Regions from separate parts of the Homo sapiens genome. Here region 2 is linked to region 1. Evidence: chromatin contacts called from ENCODE Hi-C or POLR2A ChIA-PET data. All regions are on one chromosome and are shown on one strand. The core of a region is the stretch at or near the end of the contact, and the rest is flanking DNA. Distances in the headings are between cores, read along the strand shown.

What was found. Hi-C counts contacts between places; a loop is a spot of excess contacts on that map. ChIA-PET counts read pairs that join two places held with the same protein, here RNA polymerase II (POLR2A).
Region 2: a loop to region 1 is called in a map of aorta, with 4 times the contacts of the local background. The contact joins the enhancer-like site here to the promoter of SF3A3 in region 1. A Hi-C loop is called at or near these places in 1 of 168 maps with a recorded cell type or tissue (aorta). POLR2A ChIA-PET finds 5 or more read pairs at or near these places in 2 of 52 experiments (activated B cell and naive thymus-derived CD4-positive, alpha-beta T cell).

The regions. Positions count from the first base shown.
Region 1 is chr1:37,988,576-37,991,275 of GRCh38, forward strand. It overlaps SF3A3 (splicing factor 3a subunit 3), which reads right to left and starts at 1,447. Exons shown (of 17, transcript NM_006802.4): 1 at 1,295-1,447; 2 at 973-1,020. The coding sequence starts at 1,390. RefSeq lists enhancers at 699-798, 1,499-1,668, 2,060-2,605.
Region 2 is chr1:38,112,842-38,115,541 of GRCh38, forward strand. All of the region lies in intron 4 of MIR3659HG (MIR3659 host gene), which reads left to right. Among named protein-coding and RNA genes, the nearest start is that of MIR3659, 25 kb to the left of the region's middle. RefSeq lists an enhancer at 1,132-1,997. Within about 2 kb of position 1,343, at least 3 of the 41 ENCODE cell types and tissues checked have a DNase peak (open chromatin) inside an H3K27ac peak, as active enhancers do.

The DNA of each region.
Region 1 (2,700 bases), core at 197-2,696:
CCTTGGTTTTCAGAGTATTTTGGGGCTGAGGGCTTGTAATCTGATAATCTCCTGCAAATCAGAAGGTCCAAGTAGGTCTTTTATTCCTTTTTAAACAGGTTTCAAACATACACAAGAGTAAGGAACGTAGTAAAATGAACCTCCATTTATTCATCACCCAGTTTAAATAGCATCTTGTTTTTCTTTTAATAAACTGAACTATTACCAGACAAATGCAGTTTAGTAGTCCAAAACGCTTTAAAGTAGTATCCTGGGAGAAAAACACTAACATACGGGGTGTGTTGTGTGTGTGTGTGTGTGTGTGTATATATATATATATATTTTTTTTTTCATTTAAGGGAAGGATTGTAGCTATGCACCTGAGTCATGGACTCTTCATAACTATTGTTTGCACATCCAAGGGATACAGGATGCTGTAAGAATGGGCACGTGTAAGCCGGCCGCGGTGGCTCAAGCCTGTAATCTCAGCACTTTGGGAGGCCGAGGTAGGTGGATCACGAGGTCAGGAGTTCGAGACCAGCCTGACCAACATGTTTAGTAGAAACTCCGTCTCTACTAAAAATACAAAAATTAGCTGAGCGTGGTGGCGAGCGCCTGTAGTCCCAACTACTCCGGAGGCTGAGGCAGGAGAATCGCTTGAACCCAGGAGGCGGAGGTTGCAGTGAGCCGAGACCGCGCCACTGCACTCCAGCCTAGGCAACAGAGCGAGACTCCGTCCAAAAGAAGAAGAAGAAGAAAAAAAAAAAGGGCACCTTTCTGATTAATGAAGAATGCCCAAGAGTTCCCCATTCAGAGAACTGAGGAAGCACCCTCACGTTCGGCAGCCTGTGGACATCTGTCCAGGCAGAGAGCCCGCGACTGGCCAATCCGGTTACCTTTGGCCAGGGACTCATGCTGAGACACCGCACTTCACTTCCCCTCTCTTTTCCCGCCCTCGCCAACCCAAAGAGAGGCAGACAGCTGGGCACTCACATCTTGCATGGCCCGAGTGCGGTGATCAGAATTGATCTGGTCCCGGAGCTGAAAAAACAAACGGTGACACAAACGCCGTTAGTTTGCGTTCTGGAGTAGAAAAGGCCGCCCGAGGGCGGAGCTTACCCGCTCAGCTTTTACCAGCTGAGGCAGAAAGGCCTCTGGGGCTCCGGACCCCGGGAGGAGGTTACCAAGACCGGAGCTCGGAGAGGGAGCCCGGAGGAAGGCAGGGAGGTTCTGAGGGCCAAAGCAAGCTCTCAGAGGTCAAACACGGGATAGAGGCTCGTGCTCCTGCCGCAGCCTCTGCTCAGGCCCCACTCACCGTGGACTTCTTGGTGAGCATCTCTTTAGCCATGACGTCCATGAGCCGTTCCTTCTCCTCATGATAGCGCCGCTGCTGCTCCAGTATTGTCTCCATCTTCCCTTAGTCGCGGCTTCTCAATTCAGACCACCAACACGGCCGGAAGCAACTCCTGCCGCCCAGCGCGCCTGAGTCCCCACGTTGCGCATCAGGCTGCACCAAAGTTCCGCGAGTGCCGGAAGTGCCCCGGGACTTAAGAAAACAGGAGCACCACAAGGAAGGCCAGTCCATGTTATGGAGATGGCAACAGTGCCACCTGCTGGTGGGAGGTGTGGTGGAGCGATGCCGAGAGGTTCGCAGATGCCTCCAGGGGGCATAGGAAAACCCAAGAACCTGAGGTTCAGCGGACGGCTTCCTGCGGCTTGCTGGGGCCGGCTTGGCGGGCAGGTATCCTGTGTGGACTGCGCGAGCAGTTGGAGTGCGGATGGGAGTTGGGAAACCGGAACTTGAGGACGCAGCTTTCAGCATAAATTATGAGAACGTTTTCTCTTTCTCTGGACCTCAGCGTCTTTCTCAGGAAAATGGGAATAGTGGGGTTTTGCTGGTGGTGTTTTTAAAAAAATTCACATGTGAGGCCGGGCGCGGTAGCTCACGCCTGTAATCCCAACACTTTGGGAGGCCGAGGCGGGCGGATCACTTGAGGTCAGAGGTTCGAGACGACCAGGCTGGCTAACATGGTGAAACCCCGTCTCTACTAAAAACAAACAAACAAAAATTAGCCGGGCGTGATGGCAGGCGCCTGTAGTCCCAGCTACTCCGGAGGCTGAGGCAGGAGAATCGCTTGAACCCGGGAAGCAGAGGTTGCCGTCAGCTGAGATCGTGCCACTGCACTCCAGCCTGGGCGACAGAATGAGACTCAGTCTCAAAAAAAAAAAAAAAAAAGAAATTCACGTGTAGAAACGACTTGTCTATCGGCAGCGAATATGTTAAATAAAATACTGTGCATCCAACGAGATCAGGAGATTGAGACCATCCTGTCTAACACGGTGAAACCCCGTCTCTACTAAAACTGCAAAAAATTAGCCGGGCATGGTGGCGCGCGCCTGTAGTCACAGCTACTCGGGAGGCTGAGGCAGGAGAATCACTTGAACCCAGGAGGCAGAGGTTGCAGTGAGCTGAGATCATGCCACTGCATTCCAGCTTGGGCGACAGAGAGAGACTCCGTCTCAAAAAAAAGTAAAATAAAATAAAATAAAATACTGTGCATCCAAGCAGTGGAAGACCAGCTGTGAAATGACATACAGCCTTAAAAAAAATTCTGTCTATATATCTCCACTTGTAGGTAGAGAAATGCAAACATGTCCATGTGTTCATATGTTCACAGCGGCATTATTCATAATAGACAAAAACTGGATGCAGCCCAAGAG
Region 2 (2,700 bases), core at 93-2,592, 120 kb after region 1:
GCCTCCTGCAGGACTAGTGACGGACCTGGGGCAGAGGGAGCAGCGCATCCTGTGTGGTCCCAGACATACAGAATTGTTTGGGCAAATGTAAGAATGTTGCAAAGAGGCAAATTTTGGCTCAGTTCAAGGAAGAACTTTGAAAGCAATTGCAGATGTTTAACCCATGAAGGAGGTGGTAGAGGAATTTGAGTTCCCAGAGGCCTCAAGCAGAATGTGGACTTAGCAGGAATCCTGCAGAAGGAAGCCAGGTTCTAAGGGGTTGTCATCATAGATTTCTGTGGTTCCATGAGTCCTGGAAGAGGGGCTCCTTGGCTGCCCCATAGTGGTACTCCTCCCTCAGAACCTGTGGCCTAGCTTGTATTGCTGTGTACGGCAGCCAGGCGGACTTGGAATGCTTGAAATGAGCAGTCTGCGAAGGTAAGATGTGAACACACGAATATCCTCATTAAGTCCCAAATACACATCCCAAACTTTACATAACAGGAGCAGCAGCTGGAGACGCCCACAGCCCTAATTGCTTTTCTGTACTAAGAGAACGTCTTCTCTTCAGCTCTGCTTCTCCCATTCATTTAGGTAATTACTGGAGGGAGCCAGCTGTGGAAGGCTGGCGGGCAGGCAGGCGCATTTGTGACACCACCTAATGGGTGCCGCCATGAGGATGGGGTGCCACGGGAGCTGGAGCCTGTCCGTGCTCTTCATGGGGAGTAGGGTGCTGAGGATGGGAGGCCAGCTGCTCGGCTTCAGTCCTGATCTCAGTGGGCCCAAAGTGAGCTGCCGGGATGGAATGCCTCTCCTCCCAGGGACTTGACAAGCACGATTCCAAGAAAGGACAGATCCAGAGCCAGGTACAGGCATGGGGAGGGGAACGCATGGAAGAATCGACTCTGCTCAACGAATTGCTCAAGGTGCTTTCTCTGAATCTCATGTTGGGCTGGGGCACTGAGGCCGATCAATCAGGAAGAGCCCACTCTCTAAGCTCACAGGTCAGGGGAGGAAGCAGTCATGGGCCAGAAAGGGCTGGGATCAAAGGAAGCTATCAGGACTGGGGTGTGCAGAGGACACAGAGACTGACTCTGTCTTGGTGACAGGGAATCTGGGAAGATGTCTTGGAATAAGAGATAGTAGGATTGGGCCTTGGAAGTGTGTATGACCCTGCAGTTGGTGATCCCTTCTGCAAAATGGGGCCAAGGAAAACTTCCAGGCCCCAAAGTGACATCTGGTTTGTCCCCTTGCTTCCTGGTCCCTAGTAACAACCTGGGACTCATGAGGATCCTCTTGAGGTTTCTTTAAGGCAGTCCTGAGCATGGGGCTCGCAGCTGGAGCCAGCCTGGAACCTGGGCCCTTGGTGGTTGGCCAGGGTGGGTGCCCTGGAAGAGTCAGCTTTGAGCCTGTCTTCAGAGGGGCCCTAGGGAGGGCTGTGGCCTAGGCGCTCTGCCCACCAGGCTTCCTGTGGGTGGCAAGTGAAACTTTTCCTCTTGGTTCTCTCCCAGAAGCCAGCTTCATTCCCCCAGCCCCAAGTGGCGGCTCCTTGGGCCGGAAACAATGTGCTTTCTCCACGCCTTAGAGTGGAAGTCAGCAGTTTGGCACCGTCTGGCTGGCAGCCTCCACCGGCTTCCTTTGGCACTTTATTGGCAAAGGCGGTGACATTTCTTTCAGTTGGGTGGGTGGAGCTGTTATGCAAACTCCCGCTCTCCTCATTCGCCAGATGAATATTCATGACTCAGGCAATCTGTACCAGCCAGACTTTCCTGAGGGCGGCAGCTTTTCTTCTCTTCCTCTCTCTCTTTTTCTTTCTCCTTCTCTCCTTCCCAGCTCTTTGGAAAGCTGAAGTGCAGCTATATTTAATTTACAAATACAGAGCCATTTAGCTTGCCTTTTGAGATGCAGGCACTGGGGAGGAGGTGCTGGGGAATGGGAACAGTGGTTGAGGAGTTTGGTCCTGACCCTGTGCCTCTAAGCTCCAGTGTCCAGCCCCTGGGCCCTAGATCCTGGGAAGCTTTGGGAGTCTGGAGCTTCTTTGAGCTTGGCCTCTTGGGGCCTTCAGGGATGAAGGTACAGCAGCTCACGCCACCCCATTCCACACTGGCCTCTGAGGTCAACATGGAAATTCTCAGGCAATGATGGTTTCCTGCAATTCATGGCCTGGGACCCACCAATACATCTTCTCCCGCTCTGCTCTCCCGTTTGTCAAGGCCCACCCAGATCCTGCTCCAAGCTCTAGGTGGAAGCCCAGAAGGCACTGGAGCATTTGCTAGTCATTGGCTTTCCGGGGAAAGAAATAATCCTTGTTTGGGGTCCAATTCCTTGGGGACACATTACTCCCTTTCTAGGAAGGACAGGTCCCTAGTTTCCTTTGTCTCTTCCCAAAGAGGCACCAAGAACTCTGGCAGAGGGGTCAGAATTACCAGAATTTGCCAGGAAATGTGGTCTTAGCAAGGATGTGCTTGCGTGAGCACGTCTTGTGTGTGTGTATGTAAATATTTACGCACAGCTTAAGTGAGTCTGTGTGCCTACATCTATGTTCAAGTGTCTGAGTGTGTGTCTGTATGTGTAAGGGCGTGAATGTGTGTGTCGCGGGAAGTCTGGGAATGCTTGCATATGTGCGAATGTGCCTCTCCAGTTCGCGTTGCGTGTGTACCTTTGGGGGGACTGGGGATATCGTGTGTAAATACGGGTGTTCCTGGGGGGCCCAGACGTGTA